Linked DNA regions of Homo sapiens: all the other regions are linked to region 1. Evidence: chromatin loops called from intact Hi-C (ENCODE). Cell type or tissue: ascending aorta. All regions are shown on one strand.

Region 1 (5,000 bases):
GAACTCCTGACCTCAACAGATCCTCCTACCTCAGCATCCCGAAGCACTGGGATTACAGGCATGAACCACTGCACCCGGCCTGATCTCTTAAAAAAAGGGGGAAAAAATGCCAGGCGCGGTGGCTCACGCCTATAATTCCAGTACTTTGGGAGGCCAAGGCGGTTGGATCATTTCAGGTCGGGAGTTCGAGACCAGCCTGGTCAACATGGTGAAACCCCGCCTCTACTAAAAATATAAAAATTAGCCTGTTGTGGTGGTGCACGCCTGTAATCCCAGCTACTCAGGAGACTGAGGCAGGAGAATGGCTTAAACCGGGAGGCAGAGGTTGCAGTGAGCCAAGACGTGCCATTGCACTCCAGCCTAGGTGACAGAGCAAGACTCCGTCTCAAAAAAAAAGAAAAGAAAAAAAAATTCAAGAGTGTACTGAAGAGATTCAGACAAGTTACATTGCACCCAAGAGACACCGCAGGGACAATGCTGAGACAGCTCCCACCAGGAGAGGGGATGAGAGTAAACAGACTGCCTGCTTTCCGCAGAATTCTGGGACAGGCCTTGGGTGTTGAGAGGAGAGATCAACAAAAAGAAGATTGGGTGGGGTCAAGGCATCTATGACCTAATTGTGGGGACAGGAAAGAGCCAGAGAGCATGTACAAAACAACATGTAAAAAACAATGAACACAGAGCAATGAAACCAGAGCCTATCAGTATTTACACAGATCCGGGGAATAGGATGTTAGAATCAGCCAGCCTTAATCAGAAAAAACATCCCAGAAAGAGGTGATTTCTGACCTCAGTTTAGAAAAAAAGGGCGGAGGCCGGGCGCGGTGGCTCACGCCTGTAATCCCAGCACTTTGGGAGGCCAAGGTGGGCGGATCACAAGGTCAGGAGATCAAGACCATCCAGGCTAACATGGTGAAACCCCGTCTCTACTAAAAATACAAAAAATTAGCCGGGCGTGGTGCCCGGCGCCTGTAGTCCCAGCTACTCGGGAGGCTGAGGCAGGAGAATGGTGTGGACCCGGGAGGCGGAGCTCGTAATGAGCCGAGATCGTGCCGCTGCACTCCAGCCTGGGGACAGAGCGAGACTCCGTCCCCCCCGCCAAAAAAGAAAAAAAGGGTGGAAAATCAACTGATGGGAGAAAAGGCAGGAGGAAAAGGAACAGACCTGACCTGCTGCAGGCTCTCAATAAATGCCTGAGGGGCGGCCCAGAGTGGCACTGTCTGGAGAACTGTCTGTGTCTGGGCTCAGAGGCTGCTGTGATACTCTGGCGCAGGGAGTTGACGTCAGGGAGACCAGAGACCAGAGGCTAGAATGATTGTAGACCATCTGATTAAGCTCTGTAATAAACTCTGCTTCAGAAATATGACATTCAGTAGTGAATATATCATGGAGGTTAACATTAGAACCCACCCTGATTGCTTATTAAGTGAAGGCATTCTTGGAGAGTGCTGTTAGATTTAACAGTTAGATTTAACAGTAGATTTAAACGTGTGACCCTACCAAGTGACTTACAGAGGTTAGAACTTCAATAGTGCACATGACTGCTCAGATGCCCTCATAAGTACAGAGGAAGGCTGATGTCACCTCCTGAGGAGTTTGAGCCAATAAGCTAATAATTGGGGCCAGCTAACAAATTGAACTAATCCTCAAAGTCATTGCAAGCCACGTAGAAACAAAATGGCCTTTTGTTTGTCATATTTCCATGAGCTTCAAGGGTGAGCTGTCTAAATCGGTACAAATAGTCACCTGTATGAGTAACCACCCTTTGAGGAGCATAGCTTCCAGTTCAGTGAAGTCACATTCTCCCACGTTATATGTCATTGGTACCTCCCAGAAACAATCATACTGTTTCACACTGGGTTTCTCCATGGACATGGACTGGACAAAGATTTTTCCAAAATTATCTGATAATAAGACACAGAAAAACTGATTTGCTATTGGCAACCAGTAGATGGTGGATTACATGCCAACAATGACCTAGGAATATAGACCACAGTAGACCATAATAAATGTGACCTGTTTTCAATGAATTCTTATTCTAAAGGAGCAAGCATCCAAATGCTCACCATGGGAACTGCAGCAAAATTCCACGAGCATCCTATTAGCCACCAAGACGTGCTAGGGTGAGGAGGTATTTTACGCTCAACATCAGTGGGTTTCTTTGCTTCTGGAATTGGGACAGATTGCTGGGCTCCGAGGCACTCTCAGAGAAGCCTCCTAACCCATGCCCCCAGATTCTAAACCAGAACCCGTAAAGTAACTATAGCTCATGTGGCTTTTTGAGGTCCTACTAGGGCCCTCAAACACTGACTCATGTGTCTTGCTGCCTTTTGGGCAGGAATTCCTATACTCATTTCCTCACCTTGCAGTAGAAACCTCTTGTTCTTTGCCTTGCCAAATCTCCGTGGGTTTAGAGAGAACCCAGTGTGTGTCCATGTATCTCAGGAGAACCGGGTCAAGTGAGGGACCAAGACTCTTTGGAACTTGAGGACTCACAAGCTAAGAGGCTGGGTGACTTTCCTAGCCTTCCCTGTTAGTCATTACTGCTTCATATCCTCCAGGAGAGTTAAAGAATGTGCACTGGATCTCAGCAATATTTGGCTAGAGAAAGGGCCTTACCCTGATTCTTAGGCAGGAGCTGCCAAGTCAAGCCCAGCGGAGGCCAGGCCCACTTTTGGCTCCACACTGCCACCTTGTGGTCCTATGGCAAACTCGAAGACACTGCTTTTCCCACTTAAACTGGATGCAGGGTGGCCCCTTTCCCCAGCAACCTCACCCCTTCACTCAAGACAAACACACTTTAATTTTATCTTGCACATCCAATTATCATTGTCCCTAGAAAACTAAAGATGCGCAGGAATTTCCTGGATATTAAATCTTTTTATTGGTGAATTTCAACCTGGGTTTCTGACCCAGGAATGAACTGCTACAGCCTGGGCTGAATCTATAGCCCTGTAGTAGATAAGTGATCTATTTACATACAAAACACAGACACATTATCTGGGAAAGTACTGGCCTGTGCCAAACAACATAACGATTCTGAGAAATCCCCGTAGTCAACCGATGAACCCCTCCTGTCCTCCTCTCTGTCCCGTCTGCCCCTCATGTCCTGCTTGTACATAGGTTTTAAGGGACTAAAGTACTGTCATTCACAGTCACAGGATGGCATAAACAATTTACACAAGTGCCCAGCCAGAGACGGCATTGTTCAGTTTCTCCTGGGGTTAGCCGTCAGAAATGGGATTCACCCCAGAGAGCACAGAGCCTCCTTCTTGCTTCCACAGGGCCCCTCCTCCTTGAACCCTATCCAAGGCCCTTCCACTGGCCCAGACTGTCCAGGCGAGCCTCCTACAGGTCCTGCAGAACTTTCACTCATAGATCCGATGAGATCCACCATTTCCTTCAGGAGCTTCCTGGAATGGGTTCCCGAGGCCCTCAGCCAGTGTGCAGTCGCTCCCCACTGTCCATATCACAGGACAGAACCAGCTTTCTGGAAAAGATCAAGTGTAGCCTTTCCATGGGAGGAACAATGAGGGCTCCAAAGCCACCACCCCAAGTAAATTATTCTTGTGCAATGCAAAACAGAAAATATCATAGTAGTAAGAGGGGATCTATAGAAGGCAAAGGGTAGACAAGAAAGTGCTTTAGTCAGCCTTGATCCCAGGTCTGTCTCCTCTTTTCCTCTCTGAACTGTAGACTCTTTTGGGTCAGGACCCTGGAGGTCATCTACCAGATGCAATCTGGAGCCAGGCCATTGTTCCCCTCTCTAACATCTGTTGAGTGCTCTATCTCTAGTCTACAATCTTACAAATCCCTCCCAACAAAGTGGGCATTGCTATTTCTATTTAATAAATGAAGAAAGCATTGCTGGGGGAGATTGGATAACTTGCTTAAGTTGATACAGGTAGAAAAGGGGTGAGATCAAGATGCAAACCCAGGTCTTTGGGGCACACAGCTGGTGTTCCTTCTACCTCCCAGTCATCATGAAGAACAAAGATTTACCAACTCTAGGCATTAGGGTCAGAAACTGTGGTCTAAAGATGGGGCAAGGGGGTGGGGAGGCCGCTTTTGTAAGCAGGGGAAGGAGCAGATTCAACAGCTCTGGCTGGCATGGGAGGCTTCTAAGCCCACTTCACCAGGGCAGATAGACAGGGAAGAAGTATTAGATGTCAGGGGCTGACATGGGCAACAGAACTCAGTGAGAGGGAGACTGTGGGTCCTCCCATCTGCCTGAGCCTTGGTCCCATTAGGGTCTCACTCTCCAGTTCTCTAGCACTGAAGGACTGGGACGCTTTGCTCACTCACAACATTCAGCAAGGCTCTTTTCTTTTTAGAAAGCCTCAGGAGGCTTCTTAGAGCTGAGTGGCCTCTTAAAGAAGTATATCCGCAAAGCCACAGTCATTCCTCAAAGCTTCCCTGGGAGTCAGGGGTAGAGACTGAAAGTGTTCCCTAGAGCTTCCCTCAGGAGCTCTTAATTAGATTAGTAATTCCTTACGTTAGTATAGAGCTCATGACTTTACAAATGACTTTTATATCCACAGTCCTATTTGATTCTCAGAACCAAGCTAGCAAGGACTGGCCAGCATTTTATTGATGTGTGTCATTGGTGGTGGCAGAACCAGGATGCAGCTTTGCTGATGTTTCAGCTGATGTCTTTTCCACCAGCAAGGCTCTCTCTTCAATTGGAATCAGAATTGGGTTGGGGAAGCTATGCCATGATAAAAGTCCCCTGGAGATAATGAGCATGTGCCATGCTCTTCCTCTACCTCGGTCTACCTTGGCCTGCAGCCTCTCCCAGCCTTGGAGGAGGATTCAGCATCCCAGATGAGGACAAAAGTGGACAGTATGGCCATGGTGGGACCCACCGTCACCAGAATTGAGTCAAAGAGTATATCAATGCCATTGTCATAAAAATGCAACAACTCTTCTAGACCCTGTTGGTTATAATATCCTTTGTGTTTCTCTGTAACACCATTTCCAGTATTGCAGAGTCATGGAAG
Region 2 (5,000 bases), 76 kb before region 1:
TGAGACCAGCCTGACCAACATGGAGAAACCCCATCTCTACTAAAAATACAAAACACCTGGGTGTGGTGGTGCATGCCTGTAATGCCAGCTACTCAGGAGGCTGAGGCAGGAGTATTAATTGAACCTGGGAGGCGGAGGTTGCAGAGAGCCGAGATCCTGCCACTGCACTCCAGCCTGGGCAACAAGAGTGAAACTCCATCTCAAAAAAAAGAAAGAAAGAAAGAAAGAAATTGTCATGGCCACCCCAAACCTGGAGCAACTACCACCTTGATCAGTCAGCAGCCATTAATGTCCAGGCAAGACCTCCGCCAGCAAAAAGGTTATGACTCCCTGAAGGCTCAGATGATTGTTAACATTTTTAGCAATAAAGCATGTTTTAATTAAGATGTTTTTAGACATAATGCTATTGCACACTTAATAGACTACAGTACAGGGTAAACACAACTTTTGCATGCATTTTGAAACCAAAAAACTTGTGTGATTGACTTTATTGCAATTTTCACTTTATTGCAGTAGTCTGGAACCAAACCCACAGTAGCTCCAAATGATGCTTGCATGTGGAAGTTCTTGAAAAACTGTAACATGTCATGTGAACTAAAGATTGTCACTAAAAACTTCAGTGTTTCAGAAGTGCTGGAAGGGTTCTTACAGACTCTCAAGACAAACCCACTTGTATAGCAGAATGAGAAAACTGAGGCAGAGAGGCAAAGTGATCAGCCCAAGAGCACATGGTTCATTTAGTGGCTGATCTAGGATTAGGACTCAGCCCTCCTGACTTCTAAGCGGGCAAACTTTCTGCTACAGAATTATAGCATCATTATCACTGAACTGTTGAAAGGGGGCTAACCATAACCCCTCCCTCCTTTTCCATCTTTTAGACCTCTCCCTGCATCCCTCTTGCCCCTGTTTACTAAATGTAGAGAGTTTGCCTGGCCCAGGCTTGAGAAAAAGCTGACTGGTCCTTGCAGCTGTGGGCCACCTGACTACTGAGTGGAGCAGACACAGCCTCGACTGCCTGCAAGGAGCCCCTGGGTCTAGCTGGATTTTGGAAAATTTGACAAAGGTTAAGAGCAGGAACACTGGGGATGTTTGTCAGAGCTAATGGGATCTGTCCTCTCCAGAGACACCAGGAACTGAACCTACCCTGGCTGTAGATTACTGGCCTTTTCCAGCAAGAACCAAATATTGCTGTGGACAATTTGAACACTTTCCAAAGAACAAAAGACCTTAGGCATATGTGTGGTTGTCTGTGTGTGTCCTTTGAGCAGAGGGAGAGAGAAGAGCATTTGAGGTGAAATAGTATGATGTGGGGGAAAGTGACACATAGTATAGTCAATGATCCGGTCTCTCTGCATTAGGAGAGGGTCTTTGGAGAGAGAGAGAGAGGGGTGGGGGGAGAGAAAGAGACGCTCAAGAACGTGGATTGGAGGCTGGCTGGATGTAGAGACTTTGTTCCCAGAACATTTGAAAGCTGGTGGTGGTGTCACTATCTAGTGAACTTCTTTCTGGAGCTTCAGCTTCCAGAAAGTAAATTAATAATAAGAGGACATTTGGGAGGCTGAGGTGGGCTGATCACTTGAGGTCAGGAGTTCAAGACCAGCCTGGCCAACATAGTGAAACCTTGTCTCTACTAAAAATACAAATATTAGCCAGGCATGGTGGCACGTGCCTGTAATCCCAGCTACTCAGGAGGCTGAAGCGGGAGAATCTCTTGAACCTGGGAGGCAGAGGTTGCAGTGAGCCCAGATTGCTCCACTACCCTCCAGCCTGAGAGGGCAACAGATGTCTCAAAATAAAATAATAACAATATAAGAGGACAGTTGCTCAGTGCTCTGTGGATAAGTTTTATCAGGGCTCGATAGCTCCTAGAACAGAGTCTGTTACTGTCAGACATGAGCTGGCTCCTGCTCACAGGGGAGCCGGCACCGCAGGATGCACTCCAGGATGCCTGACTCTTGCAACACATTGCTGGTTCAGCACAAACCTGGCCAACTGGGAAATGGCCCAACCTCTTTTGCTTAAAGTTAGGAAATGAGGGAAAATCCACGATGCTGTGTGTGGTACAGTAGAAAGATGTCTGTACCAGGTGAGATGAGATGAGATGAGATGCCTGGCTCCAGTCCTGGCTCTGCCACTAACTGGCCATATGATCGCAGATAAATCCCTTCTCTCTGAATCTAGTTTTGTTGCCTATAAAATGAAGAGGCTTGATTGGGTGACAATATCAAGGAATACTTTGGAAGCATTAGCTCTGTGCTAGGCTCTGAGCTAAGGGACTTACAAGCATTAGTTCATTCAAATCTCTCACCAATCCTATCAGCTAGGTATTGTTTTTAAGCCCATTTTACAGATGAGGTAATTGAGGCACAGAGGGTTTAAGTAACTTGCATAAGGTGCTGAAACCAGGATTCAAACCCAGGTTTGCCTTTGAAGTCAGTGTTCTTAACTGTGGCATTGTATTGGGTCATCTTTGAGGTCTGACATTCTAAAATTTCTTTCTGGAAGAGAAAGGCACCGAGGAATGGGAGAGAGGAAAAGAAGAGAGGGACAGAGAATAATTTCTTGCATGGTAAAAATTGGAGGCCTTCTTTTATTGTAAGAACAAATGGGTGTGTGCATGGTGGGGTGTGTCGGTGAGGAGCTGCATGATGAGATATCTTCTCACTGCATATTTTTCAAACATTTTCTATTTTGCCATCAAGGAGTCTCTCAGCAAGGGAGACTATTGTATTGCCGACAGGAGCAAAAACTCCCACATGTACCTTTCTCCAACTCCCCACCTTCGACACATTCTGAAAAAATAAAATTTAAGGTGCTCAAACCATTTTTTTATTGCCAAAAGAGAGCACCTGGCACTAAAAGCTTACTTTTTCCATGTGTCTTAATATACTTTGGTTTGTCAAAGCCTCTTGTTTTCATGCAACTGGAAATAAGAAAGATTCAATGTCTTCAGTATCTCCCAATGTCAAGGATTCAATTTGTTGGAGTCATTTCCAAAACCACCAGCAATTCTACTCCAGGAAAGTGCCTTTCAGACCAGCCATTGCTACAGCACAGTCAGCAGAGGGCGCAGGCACTGGGAAAGTTTCTCACTTGAATACTGCCTGTGTGTCTTTGTGGCGGGAGAGTATGTGTGTCTGTACCTGTAAGCAGGAAGAGCAGCTTATGCCTCGGGCTTGCGCAAAAGCAGGACTGCACACTAACACCACCATCTGCTTTGCTTGTTACTGAGCCCAGGCTTTGGAAGCAGACAAAGCAAGGTCTGAATTCCCAACTCTGCAACTTAACAGATGATTGCATGACATTGGGGATGTGCCACAGCTTCAGATTCCTTCACTACAGAAAAGAAAGAATGATTTCCTTGCAGAATGGTCTGAAGATTCCATGAGACCATCTTCAGGATGAGTGCTTTCTATATATTACACAGCCCAGTGCTTGACATCAAGTAAGCCCTCATTACGGGTAGCCTGGCTAAATTCCACTTTATGCCATGCACTGCTCTAAGTGCTTTAAATGTAATAGGAAATAGGCCCAGACAGGGAAAGGAATTTGTCCAAGGCCACACAGCAGGTAATCATGGAACTAAGCATGCTGAAGCTCAGGAAGTCTCTCTACAAAATCTGTAATGTTGGCTGGGCACCGTGGCTCACGCCTGCAATCCCAGCACTTTGGGAGGCTGAGGCGGGTGGATTGCTTGAGTTCAGGAGTTCAAAACCAGCCTGGCCAATATGGCAAAACTCCATCTATTAAAAATACAAAAATTAACCAGGCATGGTGGCTTGCACCTGTAGCCCCAGCTACTCAGGAAGCCGAGGCATGAGAGTCGCTTGAACCTGGGAGGCGGAGGTTGCATTGAGCTGAGATTGTGCCACTGTACTCCGGCCTGGGCGACAGAGCAAGACTCTGTCTCAAAAGAATCTGTGATCCTAAACACAACTCTCAGCTGCCATGTATAGTTTACATATTATTGTGTATATTAACAGACTGAAATACATTCTGAAGGTCATTCACACTGATGTGTATTTTAATTGTTCAGGACAGTTGCTGAAGCTTCCACCTGTCCTCACTTCTTACTCTGTGATTAGGGGCTCAACTACTGAAAGGCTACAAAATAAATATACTCTTTGATACATAGTTTCCTTATCTGCCAAATGGAGTTGTTAGTTATTAGAAAATTAAATAAAAGCATATGTGAAAATGCATGACACACAGTAAAAGCTTAATAAATAATTAACATTTTATTATAAGAAGAGAGAGTATACCATAGCAAATATGCCATAAATCTGATTCCTTCCCTCCGTTAGTCTCCATGAGTTTTCTTTTTTAGATTTATAGTCACAGGGGCCTCCCTCTGCAGTGCTCCTTTCTTTAATGTTTTATTTCCTGTACCAGGACTGCCAGACTTTCTGAATCAGTTTCCATCCTGGAACTTCCTCAAGAGCCATCAGGGAAGGATTTAGGCTGTGGCTAGGTAGAATAAAGGCAGACCTTTAATCTCAGGTTCTTGTTTAAGGTGAATTTGTCTCCATTCCTAAAAACTCTTGTCTTGTTCCCAGCCCATTAAGTGCCCTGGAAACCCACAGAAGAAAAACACATATTAAAGATGCAATTAAATTTACGTCTGTTCCAAGACACAGAGACACTCGTCTGATCTTCCTTTCAGGTTTAACAAGCTTCTTTTTTAGGAGAGCCTCCAAATGAAACCCCATTACTGAAGTCTTGGGAAACACCACTCATTCATTCACAGAAAAATCTAGATGCTTAGTTTCATTGATCCTATTTCAGGAACAAAAAGTCTGAGGCCTCAAGAGGGCTCTTCCTCAAAAGGGCAAGACACAAGTATAGGAATCTCAGAGTCTTCCTAACCGCAGATGTGTGCACTGCAATGGCTCAGGCAAGAGACAGTGGTGGCTTAGAATAGAGTGGGGATGGTGGACAAGGAAAGAAGTGGTGGGCTGAAGTTTGTTTTGGAGATAGAACCATCTGGACAGGCTAGCAGA
Region 3 (5,000 bases), 300 kb before region 1:
GATGACCAGGGACAAGTTACCTAATCCCTCTAAGCTACAAGTTCCCTACCTACAAAATGGAGATGATTATGGATCCTACCTCATGGGCCTACCGAAGAGCCCCCCAAATGCTTCCCCACTACCATTACTATTATCCAGAAAATAAGACAACTCTCTTCAGTTCACCTCTGGACCCTGGCTCTGCAACCCTTTGTAGGTATCAAACCAGAATGCAACAACTTCAAGAATGAGAACTGAGGCCACAGGAAAGGAATAGAAGAGGTGAAGAAAAATGTTACCCTAGTCTCTTTCTCCTCCTCCTACTGTCCCAGTCCCGGCCCTAGGGGGAGGAGCAGCCCCTAGCAGGAGGAACCCAAAGCTCCAGGCTGGCTTCCCAACCTCCATGTAGGAACAACCTTCAAGATAACAGTTTTGGGGAAAGGGGAGGCAGTGCAAGGCACTTTGGCATGACTTAAACAGCACTCTCATGAGCAACCAAAGGTGCAGGGTTCCCCTGAAGGGCTCAAGTCAAAGTTCTCCATGTGCACACACTATCAAGAACCAACCCCCTTCAGTCTCCCAGGACACAGGCATGGTGAGACCTACCAGCAGAACTCTATATCACTATGGTCTGTAGGGTTGGCTTGGCACAGGGAAGGTGATGCTAAGCTTCGTGTCCTTCTGGGAGATATCACAGTCAGGGAACACTGGGGGTCCCAAAAAGCAAAGGCCAGATCTCCTCCTGCCTTGGTATTAATATTTCTCTGAGTACCTAGGACAGAGGCCAGCATTCAGCAGGAATTTGATACACATTGCTGAATTACTTAGGTAAACCCAGCACCTTCAAAAAGTTTGGTGTGCCACACTGTGCCTAAAAAACTTTTATCTAAAAACAAAACTTTAACTCTTGGACCTGGAGGTTCTTCATAAGTCCTGACTCACAATAAATTAACATGGCACATCTCTGGCTCTTAGATTCCATGTCCCACCGACTCTCATCCTTCATTCTACCCAATGTCCTCAAAAAGAACCCTCTTTGCCCAGGGCAGGTTCAGAATGACAGGTGAGGAGCAAAGAGGAGAGACAGTTCTGCCCAGGCCTAGTTACATTTTGTCCCCATTTACAGCAGATAATTAGCACATTTGGGTCTTGTTACACCAAATCTCCAAATCATGCATCAGACAGCAAGTGCCCACCCCCACCCCCCAAGGGGATTATGCCAAGGTTACAGGAAGATAAGCAACACAAAATGCCTTCAAGAGCCTTCCTACTTAATTTGAGACCCTCTTGGCAGCTGAACAAATTCCTGCCCAGTAGGGGGATGGAGGAGAGGCTTGAAACTGAGCTTTCTACTATGGGTATCCTTGAAACCCCAAATGCAGGGGACAAAAGGCATAAAGAGGAGACCCTTGTAAATGTCTCCTACTGAGCTGGGCTCGGCAGGACTGCTTGGGAGAGATGGCAAGCAACGACCCTGTTCCATCTCTCCTCTCCCAAGCCTGAGCTCGGGAGCCAATTCTGTTTCTATTTAGCAATACTGCCCTGATCACCTCCCCAGGGCTACTCGGTTTCCTTGAGGCTTCTGTAGAAAGGAACTAGACCAAGAAGAAACCGAGGACATGATCCAAAGGAAAACAGTATTCTAGGAAGCAGCAGCCACTTCTGACAGGGAGGTAGAGAGGAAGTTCCAAGTTTCCCAGCAGGCAAAGGTGGCCCTGGGCTCACAGTCAAGAGCTGCCCTACTCAGGTCCTACCTGCACGATGTCCAACACCATGCCAGCAGCCACGGTCCCAAAGCCTGCCAGGAGGAATGGAAACAGTACTTGCAGCCCGATGGAAAAGGAGGTCTCCTTGAGCGGGGAAGGTGGCGCAGGGCCACGGTCTGTGCTGACGTCGTCACTTTCGTTGCTCTGGCTCCCGTTCTCCAGCAGGGCGTCCTCCTCCCGAACCCCCTTGGCGTTGGCCCGAGACTCAATCACCACCTCTACCCCAGCCCCATCAGGCCCCAGGAACTCTGAGGTCCCAGCCAAGGGCTCTCTCCCTGGGCCATCTGAAGAGCAGGGAGAGGCAGAAGGGCCAGTCCCGTTCAGTTGGTGGACGTCCTTCGGCTCTGGCTTAGAGGACATGACAGGCACGGAGGAGGGGAAGGGAGAACTTTCCTCTCTTCTTTTTGCTTTCTCTCTTCTTCTCTAACTTGGGAAAGAACTTAGTCTTGGGGTGAACCCAGGCTTGGGCGCCGCAGGACCTCTTCCCACGGCTCTCCACTCCTACCAGGCACTGCAAAAACTGATCCACCAACAGGCAGCCCCATCAAGCACTGAAGCCGCAAGCTGGGAAGAAACAAGAAATTCCTCACCAGACAGCCACTAGGGGTGCAGATGCCTGACTCCAACCCACCAGCTCTGTGCTTGAAGAAAAAGTATCTGTCCTCTTATCTTCTTTGGTTCTCAGTGGCAGGCTCCTCAGAGCAGGGGGCATCCAGAGTAGAAGAGCTCAACCAAATTCTGGGGTGCCCTCTGAAGTGGCCCCTCTTCCGTAAAAAGCAGCTTGAGTTCAAATCTTTCAGAACACAGTGCCAGCCTGGGGCTGCGGCTCCTTCCCGCTCCTTTGGCTGGGCTCTGTCAGCTTCCCACAGCTCCTCAGGCTCTGCTGGTCCCAGCGCAGCGTCTGCCGTCTTTCCCTTCTCTTCCAGAAACTTCCTCCCTTCCTGGGAAGAGCTAATACCTCTTCAAATCCCTGGTCCTTAAAGTCACGAGAATCAGTGTGGAACACCTTATGTGGGAAGGAGAAAGAAAAGAAAAAGAACATTACACTATAGCAAAGGACAGCTTGTACTGGGAGAATTTCCCCCCAAGGAAGTTAGGAGTTCATCATATAGCTATAGAGTTTGCTATTTGCCTCCCTTTTTCCGCAAAAATTACTCAGTCCTGCACTGCTCCATCTGGAGGCTCAGCAGGAGCTATCCCCGCCATCCTCCCCACCAGCAACCCTCCTGAGGGATCACCACCGTGGTCACCAGCAATGAGATGTGACCAGCCTGGGATTGGGAAGATGCTGTGCAGAAGCCCTCTGCACTGTTTCCTCAGCAACTGGGGGTGGGTAGGTGTGTCCTCAGCAAGACCCCTTCTTGAATGCCCATTAAGAACCCTGCATTATTTAAGTGGGGTTCAGTTACAAATTCAGTCACAAACTCCCTGCCACACAGCCACCCCTGTATAAAGTGACTGCTTATCATCACAAGACAGCAACAGAAAGACAGCCACACAGGGCAAAGAAATAGGGAGAAACTGATTGCTGAGTGAAGTCCCCCAGACCCCAGATCGTTCTAGCTTCTGAGAAAACAAAACAAAGCTAGGAGGACTCCCTGGGCAGTGGGGCAAGCCTGCCAGACCAAGGCCAAGAGCCAGAGGCCTACCCACTCCTGCCCTTGAGAGTCAACAGTGTTACAAAGAGCTCAGACAGCTGACTCGGATCCAGGCCTCTGTCTCTCCCCGTCTCCCCCTGCTCTTGGCCCTGTGAGCTTGTCAGATAGGACAAGGGAGTTATCTCAGTTAGAAGGGACAGAGCATAAAACGATTGCTTATTACCCACGCATTTCAGTTAATTAGGCTCCTCCTGTTCCCCAGGGTTACTGAGAGTTGGATATAGTGGAATTCTTAGAAACAAAAACAAAAAAACAAAAGTAGCAATAAAAAAAACCCAAAACAAAAACCAAAGCACCGTAAGCCAATATGCACTTGCTCCAAATGCATCTCTTTAGCTGTAATGGCTCCACTTCTCTGCCTAAAGGAATCCCCAGGCTTCCTAATTCCTGATGGACTCCCATCCTATTCCATTTCACCAGAAGAGCTCTTATTCGTAAAAAATAAATTTAAAGAGAGTTCCACCAGGTAAGAGGAACAGGTCCTTAAGTATTCCAAACACACACAATTAGTCAAGTTCAGTTTAGGAAAGGAGGTATCAAACCCCAGGAACTGGCCCAGGAGAACTGTTTCCTCTATCAATTCAGTCACCCACCAGGACTCCCTTTTCCAATCTCCTTAAACACAGTACTGTGGTTCTTTCAAACTCCCTCACCAGAGATCCAGGAGGAAACCTCTGAGTCCAGTGCCCCTATGCCAGAAAAGTTTCTGAGTCCGCTAAAAGCTGACACCCCCGCCTCCCTCCTGTGTTCCTGGCAGGCCACTGAACCTGAGAGGGGGCTCCCAGGAGGGGAAGCCAGTCCTCCCTCACCACTCCCCCTGTAAAGAGACTTCAGACAGGCCTAAGGCCCTGGGACGAAAGAAGCAAAAGTGAACCAGGACGCCCTATCCCCTCCTCCCAGGCGGGGACAAAAAAGACCCATTTTAGTATCCCCAACCCCGAGGAGGGAGAGAAAGTAACTGGGTGGCCTCCTCAGTCTCTCCACCACTCAGATTCAGCAAATGCGCTGCGCGCCAGGACTGCCGCCCTCCACCACCCCCTCCCCGCCCCAGGACCCCACAGGACTGACCTGCCCCTCGCCTGGGAGGAAGGGGGGCGCCTGGCAAGTGGCAGCGTGGCCCGTGGTCTCGGGGGGTGCAGGGCACCCCCTCTTCTCATCACTCCTCCTCGACAGTCCTCCTTGGCCCCCGGCGTGCCCCCCCACACCCCCAGCCAAGGCGAGCGTCCAGCCGCGACACCCGGCTCGCTACATTTCGCTTCTGCGTTACAGCGAGGCCGCCGCTCCGCTTCCACGCGGGGGAGGTGGCCGGGGAGGGCAGGATATATCGCTTCGGGCCCGGCGGGGGGGCACCCGGACGGGGGACCGGGGAGCCGAGCTCACGCGCCCCCAATCGCTTCTTGCCCGCGGACTCGGGCCCAACTGGTTGGCTGCCGGTGGCAAACGTGATCTGGGGCAGACTGGGTGGCACCCCCCCCGCTCCATCAAAAATAGATTCTCGGATGGACAACAGCAGCAGCCAATCAGGGACTGGGGAGGGGGCGGGATCAACCTCGGCCCGGCCCCCTTCCTTCGCTTCGTGCCCAGGAGGCGGGGCGCC
Region 4 (5,000 bases), 310 kb before region 1:
TGGGGTAGGGGTGGCTGGAGACCACAGGGACACAGCCTTAGGGGCAGAGGAGTTGGTTTTGATGCCTGTACAAGAAGAATCTGTGTGTAAGTATTTTTTGAGGTGGAGGAAAAGATGAAAAAAGTCCAGAGGGAGGAGGAAAAACAAGCCCAGGCTGGTGTTAATGAATTCTGTTGGACACAACTCCAACTAGAAAACCTCTAAAATTCCTTCCAATTCTACGGTTCTATGATTCCAGAAGGAGGCCTGGAGGTCTGGGTAGAAATGGAGGGAGAGAAAATATGGTCTCTGGAGGTCTAGGGCAGGTTCCTGGGATAAGGTGCAGTGTTGGTAGAAACAGGATCATTGCCTAAGCCTTCCCTTGGAGGTGGGCCCTTGAGGCTACAGATGGAAGGGTTTCTGTAGAAGCTTCTGAGAGAGAAGTTAGAAAAAGCCTACATCCAAATCCCCAGATCTGTACACGTGTGACTGCGGATGGAGGCTCCAGTTTTCTCCCAATTTTGTGCTAGGCAGAGAAAAGTAGAAACAACCAGATGATGTCCACCCTGCTAGTTCTAAATCCTCTTTTGGGTGCTTGGTAAGGAGAGGTGGAGGGAAGGGAATGTGAGGAAGGGTCGTTTAGGGAAATAAATACTGGTTGAGCAATGGGGCGGTGGCTCTAGCTGTGGTCAGCACTGCACAGAGTAGGGGTCTGGAAAGGAGAAAGAGGCAGAAGAATCTGGCTTGAAGTAGATGCAAATACTTACAACGAGGAAACTTTCTCTGCCAGATTCAAAGGGGCACATGGCCTTTGTAACCTGGAGAATGAGGTGAGGTTAGAGCTGTGTTTCCCTTACCACTGGCTTATCAGTGCCTGGCACAGTACCTAACACATAGTAGGCACTCAATAAATATTGCTCAAAGAATGTTTCAGACCATGCTTGTCTGCAGGAGAGCTCATCTTGCGGAGGCTGCATATTTGCTAAATGAACGAATAAATGATTGGTGAATGTTTGTGGGTAGAAGCCAAGAAAGAGGAAAACTGACCTCTATGGCATGACAGAACGAGTAATTTTAGGAAGTGACAGGGTCCAAGGTGACCAAGTGATTATGTCCTCAGGAGAAATGGCAGCAATGAGACACCTGTGGTTGTCCTCAACCTCCAAACCATTCTCCACATACCCATGACCTGACCCTAATCTCAAAACCCAACCTGGCAAGCTCTGGGGAAGGTAGTGCTTAGAGACAATTTGAGATGAAGGTTGAAGAGAGACAAAGAATCTGGGCCCAGGGAGACAAAGTCATTTGGGCCCAGGGAGAATGTGGATTTTGGGGAACCAATAGGTGGACATGGGTCAACAGGGAGAAGAGTGCACTGTTCCATTTTTTCCTGGATATGACAATCAACTGGAAATGATCAGAGGGAGGGGTTGTTGATGTTGACCAGGCCATTGAACAAGAGGCATGTGCACAAATTGAAAAGTCAGTCCACCTTACTCTTTCTGCGAGTGGGAACGCTTAGGTCCAGAGGGCAAGAGAACAGAACTGGGATCACAGGGGCCTGGAGCAGGTGTCTCCTGTCCAGAGCTTTGAAGTTGGTCCACTTCTACAAAAGTATGTCTGTGTTTGGGAGTGTTACTTATTCTTCTGTCCCTCTGTTCAACCAAAACCAAAAATAAAACAAAACAGATAAAAAGAAAACAAAACCAAAAATCCAGAGCCCACTTACAAAGGGTTTCTCATTAGGGCCAAGACAGGTTGCTAAAGCCAAACCCCATGTCCCCAGATTCCAGACAAAACTCCCCTGCTCCAGTCCACATCACCTGGAGGCACCCACCATGAAACTGCACTTGGTGATTGTCTCAAAAACCTACTTGTACTGCTTATCTCAGGCCATCTGTGTTTCCCAAATTCTTGCTATACAAACTTGGCTCAATGTATAAAAATTCCCATTGAAAATAATGAGAATTTGGTATCAAAGTGAAGTCCTAGAAAGAGGTGGGAGTGTGGGGTGGAGGAGGGACAGGGGAACAAAAGAAAAATTTCAAATAGAAAGTGCAGAGGGATGGGGAAAATGTTGAGTGACCAAGCTAGTCCCCGACATCCGTGTCTCGGTCCCCTATGAGCCAGAGAACATGGAAGCTGAGTGCTAGGAGCCCAGTGCCAAGCAGGTCCCCCAGAGCAGTCAAGTATGGGATGGAGAAGTTGTCCGGGTCCAGGCCCCGGCCCCACATCCAGTGCACCATCCAGTCTGCGATGTACAGGAGAATCAGCACCTGGGGAGACAAAAGGGCCCAGCCTATAGCCATCCTCTCTCTCCAGGGGGAGCCAGAGGCCACATGATCAGACCCATTCAGTGCATCACAGGGCTTGGCTGGCCATAATCCTTACTTTTTAATCTTCCTCTTTCCACCCCAGCAACCTCTCTGTGTTTCTCCACCCCACAATTACCACTTTGAGCAGACAACAGGCACAATAAGAGCTCTTTAGAAAGGAAGATGCTGCTACGACCCAGGGTCACCCACATCAGCATTATATTCTGCTCCCAAGTTTACCAAACAAGGAGCTTCCTGACCTAAATCCTACTTGTTGCAGAAACTCAGCCCTCTTGCCTCTAACTCTGGGTCACCTCATTCTGGGGTCACTCCAATTCCTGCCATGTTGGCCTTTCCAGGAGCATGGCAGGGGGCTGGCTGCTGGAGTCAGCTTTTCCTAAAGGGATGTCTTCTCTCGGCAGAGTGGTATAAGGATAGTGTTTGAAGCTGCTGCTGGCGGTTGTCTTAAGTAACAGATGATCATCCCAAGCTGGCTTCCTCCTGACCCTTTTCATTCTGTTGTTGTGGCTTTTCATTCCATTCTTTTCCATTGTTTGGGCTCAAAGAATGCAAGTTTATTTTAACATTAGTCCTAATAAAGTTGAATTGTGAATAAGTCACCTCAATATTAATATAAAGCAGACAATGCATACCAATTCAAAATACATTTGACATGATCTGTGGCTTTGATTTTATCTGTGTTCTTGCTTACCTTCTATTAATACAGATAATTAAGAATGACTCAGATCAGAATCTCGCTAGTGGGCCCAGGACCAGCAGCATCAACAACAGCTGGGTGCTTGTTAGAAATGCAAAATCTCTGGACCTCTTGAGTCAGAGTCCGCATTTAACAAGATTTACATGCGCTTTTAAGTTGGCGATGCCCTTGATCTAGAATACCACGGTGGGGCAGGCCTGAATCTCCTAGAATCTGCACAGTGCCTGACATTTGGGCTCCCTAAATGACTGCATCTGCGTGAGAATGAAACAGATTCTGACGGTCAAGCTCTAATACAGTCAGTCATCTGGGAGGTTTTACCCTTGACTATACTTTGTAAATACTGTGGTATGAAAATTCTGCCCTAAGGGATCCAGATGCGGGAACCACAGCCCTTAAGGGATCCAGAAGCCAGAACTGATACCTATTTTTAGGCAATCTTGGTTGCTCTCCTGTCCTCTCTCTTTTTTTTTTTTTAAATTTTAGGCTCTGCCTGAGAGAATCCTGCCCTCTCTCCAAGGAAGCCAGAGATGACTCTTCACATTCTCCCTTGCTCTGCACACAGCTGTCTTGTGCTACCACGGCCTTGGCTCCCCTACCTTCCATAACTTCACACCCTTTCCAGCAGCTGCAGAAGGGTCCCAAATAAAGAGCATGGCCAGGAGGCCTTTGGGACATGCCCTAGGAAGGGAATGGTAGCAGCTGTCCTCACATTCCAGCTTCTTGAGCAGGCCCCAGGACACACAGCTGGGAGGAGGTGGCAAAGGGATCAATAAGAGCCTTTACAGGGGATCAAGTGTCACGCTCTGGCCCTCCACAGATCTAGAGAGGACAGCAGAGGCAAGAATGTCTCCAGGGTATTCATCATGGGTGATGGCACTGAGGCTCATCCTTTCCAATTCAGGCCAAGGGATGAGCTGAAAACCTCCACCACAGACCCCTGGCATATCCACCCCCATCTTCCCACCACGTGCTGCACTGGAACCCACTAGCAATGGAATGTGGCAGCTTGGCTAACTGCTGCAGGGCAACAGCATATGGCTGATTCTCAGCCCCGCCCCTGCCAAGATGTCCGAACACAACCTTTCTAAAGCTGGGGGTGAGGGGGCTGGAGGGATAGGTGTTAATCAATACAGGACTGGCGAAATAAAATTATGGTCTGTGTATCACAGAATATGATGGAGCTGTAAGAAAATCAGGGTGTTGTTCTCTTTATGTATTGATATGGAATGATCTCAAAGATAAACTTAAATGAAAAATGCAGGGTGCAGACAGTGTGTACAGTATACTACATGTGTGTAAAAAAGAGGAAGGAAATAAGAAAAATATATGTTTACTTTTATAAATATAGAATAGGTTTGAAGGACACACAAGAAAGGGATAATACTGATGGTCTGTGAAGGAGAGAAACAGATGGCTGTGAAGAAGAGGACAGAAAAGAAGACTTTTCACTGAGGTTTCTCTATGAACCTTAAAACATTTTTGAACTATGTGACTATTCAAAAATCAAACCTATAAAAATTTAAAATGTAATAATAAGGGTGGATCTAGCTGTAAAGGGATAGCATAAGGGAGCCTTGTGGTGATGAAACAGTTTTCTGTATTTTGGTTATAGTGGTGGTCACACAAATCTCCACTTGTGATAAAAACTGCATAGAACGAACACACACGCACACACACACACGAGTGCATGTAAAACTGGTTCAATCTGAATAAGCACTGCAGATTGCATCAATGCTAATTTCCTGATTTTGATACTGTCCTAAAGTTATGCAAAATGTTATTTTCCCATGGAGGGAAATTGGGTAATGGTATATGGGATTTCTGAACCTTTTTTTTGAGAACTTCTTACAAATCTGTAATGATTTCAAAATAAAAAGCTTTTACAATGTAATAATACAAGAAGGGAGAAAGTGTCATGGTATTATGGAATGGCAAGGCTACACAGGATCCGACAGATTATCTAGTGCAGTGGTTTTGACAGTTTT
Region 5 (5,000 bases), 120 kb before region 1:
ACCTACTCTGGTTTCTTTCAGAATGTTAGCTGAACACCTACTGTGGTCTCCTTCAGAATGTTAACTGAACACCTACTCTGGTTTCTTTCACAATGTTAACTGAACTCCTACTGTGGTCTCTTTCAGAATATTAACTGAACACCTACTCTGATTTCTTTCACAATGTTAATTGAAAACCTACTGTGATTTCCTTCACAATGTTAACCGAACACCTACTCTGGTTTCTTTCAGAATGTTAGCTGAACACCTACTCTGGTTTCTTTCACAATGTTAACACCTACTCCGGTCTCTTTCAGTATGTTAACTGAACACCTACTCTGCTCTCAGCAGGTGCCTCACATATTGCTCTCTTTACTACAAGGCTCACTTGCAGAACTCAGACGTTTCCACCTGGTGTCTCGAGGATCCTTGAATGCAATGTGCTCACATGGACGTCATTATCCCTTTCTCTCATGAAGCTCCTGCTTTCTCCTTTGTTCCCCGTATTGCTTGGCTCATGGAATCACTAATCCATTGTCCCTTCATTTGCCAAGCTAGAAACCTGGTCATCAGCCTAAACTGCTCCTGTTCCTTTCTCCCTGCATTTGATCATCATCAGCTCCTGATGTTTCTACCTCCAAAGTCTCTTTAATTCACCCTCACCTTGCCAGCTCTATCCTCTCACACCTGGACTATTGCAGTAGCCTCTTCATCATCACCCATGGCGCTCATCCTCTCGGCAGCACGAAGCTCCCTTGCTGAAAACCCTATGATGCAGCTCCATTTTAAAACAGCATGTAATGCCCTCTCTGCACTACAATAGCATTTTATTTAACCCTCACAGTAACCTCATAGGGAAGATATTATTATCTGTACTTTAAAGTTAGGGAAGTGGTGGCTTAGAGAGGCTTCATGACTTGCTCAGGGACACACAATGAGAGGTAGAGCTGAGTATAAAGCCAGATCGTTCCGACTTCAGAGGCCCAGCTCTTTCCACCCCAGCTGGGGGCTCACTCCTTATTATAGAAGCGCCTCCCACATTCTCCTCTCAAAACACCCTGGGCTGGAGCAAATGAGCCCACAATCTCCCTGGGAAGGAAGGCAAGTTCCTTATAGGAAATGCCTCTGAAAACTTTTCTTTGACCTCAAAATCTGTATTTGTAAACTTCTGTTTCATCTTAAGAATTGATGTGAATTTTACATTCTATGCCCTAGTTAAGTGTGTTTGTTTTTATGTGAACGTTTCTCCTGCAAATTTCTAAGTAACAAAGACACTGCAGAAAGTTGTGCCCTGTTGGGTTTCAAGGTCCTGGGTGAGCTCCTGAGCACCTCGGGCAGCCTAGCAGCACCATCTGGAAGGCGTGGGCCTGTGGTATGGCATCTGCACTCCTAGTCGGGGTTCACGAGGCCTTGGTGGCCTTGCTGGCTTCATCACTAACTATGTCCCCGTGCTCTGACATTCCTCCACGCCAGGTGTCTTCTTGCCAACATGACCTACAGTAGGTGTCTCCTATAAGCCCCAGGAACTCATGCCTGGGTCTCTGGCCTTGGCCTTCTCTCTGCCCTTCTTCCCCTCCGGCTTACACCCACCATGGCCTACCATCTCCACCTGCAAACTGTGAATTACCTTCCAAACTTTCTGACATGTCACTTCTCCCAGCAGGCATCCTCACTCATCCTCACTACCAGCTGTCTGGGAGTCACCTTGTCATCTTAATCACACCCCCCACAGCACTCATGTCACTCCGGGACAGTCACTTATGGATGTCTCACTCTACTGACCTCAAGTGCTCTGAGGGCTGTGTCTCCAGCTCTAGCCTGACAACTCAATGGATATTTATGGACTCAAATTATTTTCATTTTATAGAGAGGAAATGGAAGCTCAGAATAGTCATATGTCTTGCCAAGGGGTCCACTTGAGAGAACCAGGGGAGGATTCAAATCCAGGCCAGTCTGATCACAGGTACCACACCTGTGACCTCCAGACTTCTGATCAGTGCACATGCCCCATAAACATGGGGGACCGACATGGATTGCTACCCATTTATTCTTTTGCCAAGAAAGGGTGTTATAAAAAAAATGCAAGCAGACAAGCCACTGTCTACTAACAGCACCATGTCATAACAGCGACACAGTCAGAAGGACCTGATTTAACCACAATATAGTAGGAAGGACACCATTTGAAGAATAAAGGATACTCCTTCCCCAGATAGGACAGGTGCTAAGCATGCACAGACACGGGCTGTGGGCTGATGGACACTTCCTGGTGACTAAGCATTTGGCAGTCGCTGCACTGTGCTTGTGGAGGATTATTGATCAATATCACCACCAAGGTCAAACAGCATTCCTCAGCACTCCAGGAGGACAGCAAGAGCAGGCACGCCTGTGCTTCAGGAGCCAACTACACCGCCCATGTAATAAAGCCACACTTCTTGACCAAGCACTAAGAGAGGGACACCTCTCTGCTTTTCCTTTCCCGAGACAGTGAGGGCTGGAGGAGAAGCAGAACAAGAGCCAGTGAGGGTCGGGGGAACCCTAAGATCAGGGCTGTGAGGCCTGAGGATGCCTAGCTGGGCTCTTCTCCCTGAGCAGCCGCTAGAGGTAGCTGCTGCCTCTTTCTCTCTGGGACAACCCCTCGCTGGGGCCTGGAGCACTTCTTTCCAGAGCAGCTGCAGAGGGCATCCCATGAGGGCGGCGGATGCTTCCACATAAGGGAAGCTTCCAGTCCCCCACCCTCATTTGCCCATTTCCTCAATTCAGAACCATTGCTGCGATGATCCTTTCCCCTCTCCTAAAAGGCCCATGTTGATGAGATGTGGCAGAATGATGACACAAGCTGAGCCCCTCCCCATGCCAATCCCAGGGCTTCCAAACTCCACATCAGACTGACGTTAAAACCACGCCACTGCTTCCAGGCAGCCTTCCATGGTCTTCCCCACCTCCTTGCAGAATTCAGACTTTTCTACCTGGTGTCTCAAGGAACCTTGAACGCAATGTGCTTACATGAATGTCATTGCCCCTTTCTGTCATGAAGCCCCTGCTTTCTCCTTTTTTCCCTGTCTTGCTTGGCTCATGGAATCACTAATCCATTGTCCCTTCATTTGCAAAGCTGGAAACCTGGCCATCAACCTAAACTGCTCCCTTCTCCCACTCCCTTCTTCCCTCTCCCTCCTCCCTGCCTCCTCCCAGCCCCCTCTCCTTCCCTGCAGCATGGGCTGTCTGTGAGCCCCTCCTCTAGACCCTACCCCTAAGTCCTGCCCCACCAGACCACACTGTATTGCAATCACTTAGGGGCCTATCTGCCTGCCTCTTGAGACAGAGGGTCCTGAGGCCTGTACAGTGCCTGCCACACACTCAACACATTCTTGCCGAACCTTCGTACCTAGGGGTCTACGTCTATTCATCTTTTTGATTGGGAGATGTCAGCAACTCGTACAGGTTTGATATTTCACTTGGGTGAATGCCTGGCACCTCCCACCAATGAAGATTGGACTAGACCATCACTTCTCAAACCCTTCCTCGTTAGGATCTCCAGGGCTCAGGTACAGGACTGGAGTTTTTAGATACTCCACGAGGGATTTGGTTAGTTAGCTGGATTGACAGACCACTGACTGCATGCTCTAAGGTAGCTTTCTACCTCTGGCATTCTGTGGTTCCAGAGCTGGAGTGCTGTTAAACCCATTCCATAACTAATTAACTGAGACGATGAGCAATCCTGTCCCACCCACATCCCTGCCCACACCCAAGATGTTCTTCTCTGGAAGCTCCCGAGACCCTCCCCAATCCAGGGGCGGTCTCAGCAGGTCCTGCCGCCACAGCCACTCACCCTCGACAGAGCCCTACTGGCCAGCATCTCAAACGCTTGCACCACATTGATGTCATTCTTGGCACTGACTTCAAAGTAAGGAATATCTTTCTCTCTACACCAGCCTTGAGCTACTTCCTGGGGTACCTGAATGAGGGAAAGAAATAGGCGTGGTGTCTGTATTATCATCGCCATCACCACCATTGCCACCATCACATCCCCACCATCCCCATCAGGCCCACCATCCCCACCATCCCCATCATCCCCACCAGGCCCACCATCCCCACCAGGCCCACCAGGCCCACCATCCCCACCAGGCCCACCACCACTCCCATTTATTGAGAACCTCCCAAGTGTCTCTAACTTTACATATAAATGTAGGAGGTGGGAACTGTTAGCTCCATTTCACAGATGAAAAAACGGAGGCCTGGAGAAAAAAAACTTGCCCAGAGTATGTGAGGCTGAGCAGGATTTGAACACAGGCCTGGCGGAATTACAGCCCACTGCACTTTGTTGCCTTCCTAAGGCCTAAACTAAGAGCTTCTGCCAACATTGCCTCTTTTGTCAGTCCCTTCAAAGAGAGCTGCACATGAGAGACACCAGCCAGGAATGGCAGGAAGGGAGGACTTTCTTCCCCAGCCCAGCTAAGCAGGCTCACACTCAGGAGGCCTGTTGCTGGGCAGAGACTCGGGTCTCAGCTGACCTTGCTTCCCCAGGGCAGGGTCCTAGGAACAATTAATAAGCTCCTACTATGGGCCAGTTGCTGTGTTAGTCACTTTATCATATATGAACTCATCTCATCCTCTCCATGACCCTGTGAGATAGGCATTATCAGTTCCACTTTATAGACAAAAACACTGAGGTTCAGAGAGGTTCAGCAACTTGCCCCAGATCACATAGCTGAGAGAAGGCAGAGCTTGGATGTAGCCCCAGCTCAGTGCTCCCCCTGGCATCTGAGCTGCCCTCTACAGGGCACTGCATAAGAACCATGCCTCTCCTTTTCTGTCTCCCTTCGGGAGCTCAGGGTCAGGAGCTCAGCTCCTGGTCTGGCACACATGAGCCACCAGGCACAGGCTGAATGACTACATCTCCACCCAAGTGCAAACGGCGTTCAATTTGTGATGTTGGCTTGGAAATGCTCTGGAAGCCCTCTGGGTTACTTCCAAAGACAATTGGTACCCCTGAGTTTGATGTCTAATTATTTGGGGAAGGGGAA

What was found. Hi-C counts contacts between places; a loop is a spot of excess contacts. Peaks named below come from ENCODE experiments on the same cell type or tissue, not always from the same donor. Only the 100,000 strongest peaks of a DNase experiment are listed, where the experiment ranks them.
Region 2: it touches region 1 in a loop (4-fold over the local background); 76 of 110 quality-filtered maps call a loop at or near these places.
Region 3: it touches region 1 in a loop (4-fold over the local background); 4 of 110 quality-filtered maps call a loop at or near these places.
Region 4: a loop joins it to region 1, with 13 times the contacts of the local background. A loop is called at or near these places in 64 of 110 quality-filtered maps.
Region 5: a loop joins it to region 1, with 7 times the contacts of the local background. A loop is called at or near these places in 97 of 110 quality-filtered maps.

Annotation. Positions count from the first base shown.
Region 1 is chr1:206,104,076-206,109,075 of GRCh38, forward strand. AVPR1B (arginine vasopressin receptor 1B) reads right to left here. Exons shown (of 2, transcript NM_000707.5): 2 at 2,861-5,000. Among named protein-coding and RNA genes, the nearest start is that of AVPR1B, 11 kb to the right of the region's middle. In ascending aorta, a CTCF peak has its summit at 2,694 (motif pointing left); a DNase peak (open chromatin) is centred at 2,666; H3K27ac peaks cover 329 bases.
Region 2 is chr1:206,027,755-206,032,754 of GRCh38, forward strand. No RefSeq gene overlaps it. Among named protein-coding and RNA genes, the nearest start is that of CTSE, 6.4 kb to the left of the region's middle. In ascending aorta, CTCF peaks have their summits at 3,059 (motif pointing right) and 3,261; DNase peaks (open chromatin) are centred at 1,979 and 3,087.
Region 3 is chr1:205,808,337-205,813,336 of GRCh38, forward strand. SLC41A1 (solute carrier family 41 member 1) reads right to left here and starts at 4,862. Exons shown (of 11, transcript NM_173854.6): 1 at 4,472-4,862; 2 at 1,734-2,751. The coding sequence starts at 2,105. RefSeq lists silencers at 1,927-2,158, 4,593-4,852, 4,993-5,000 and an enhancer at 4,656-5,000. In ascending aorta, a CTCF peak has its summit at 2,332; DNase peaks (open chromatin) are centred at 2,362, 4,235 and 4,895; H3K4me3 peaks cover 5,000 bases; H3K27ac peaks cover 2,935 bases.
Region 4 is chr1:205,789,464-205,794,463 of GRCh38, forward strand. SLC41A1 (solute carrier family 41 member 1) reads right to left here. Exons shown (of 11, transcript NM_173854.6): 11 at 1-2,255. The coding sequence ends at 2,070. Among named protein-coding and RNA genes, the nearest start is that of RAB29, 16 kb to the left of the region's middle. RefSeq lists an enhancer at 2,169-2,228. In ascending aorta, a CTCF peak has its summit at 2,291 (motif pointing right); a DNase peak (open chromatin) is centred at 2,301.
Region 5 is chr1:205,981,735-205,986,734 of GRCh38, forward strand. It overlaps RAB7B (RAB7B, member RAS oncogene family), which reads right to left. Exons shown (of 6, transcript NM_001164522.3): 5 at 3,806-3,931. Among named protein-coding and RNA genes, the nearest start is that of RAB7B, 19 kb to the right of the region's middle. In ascending aorta, a CTCF peak has its summit at 2,577 (motif pointing right); a DNase peak (open chromatin) is centred at 2,616; H3K27ac peaks cover 230 bases.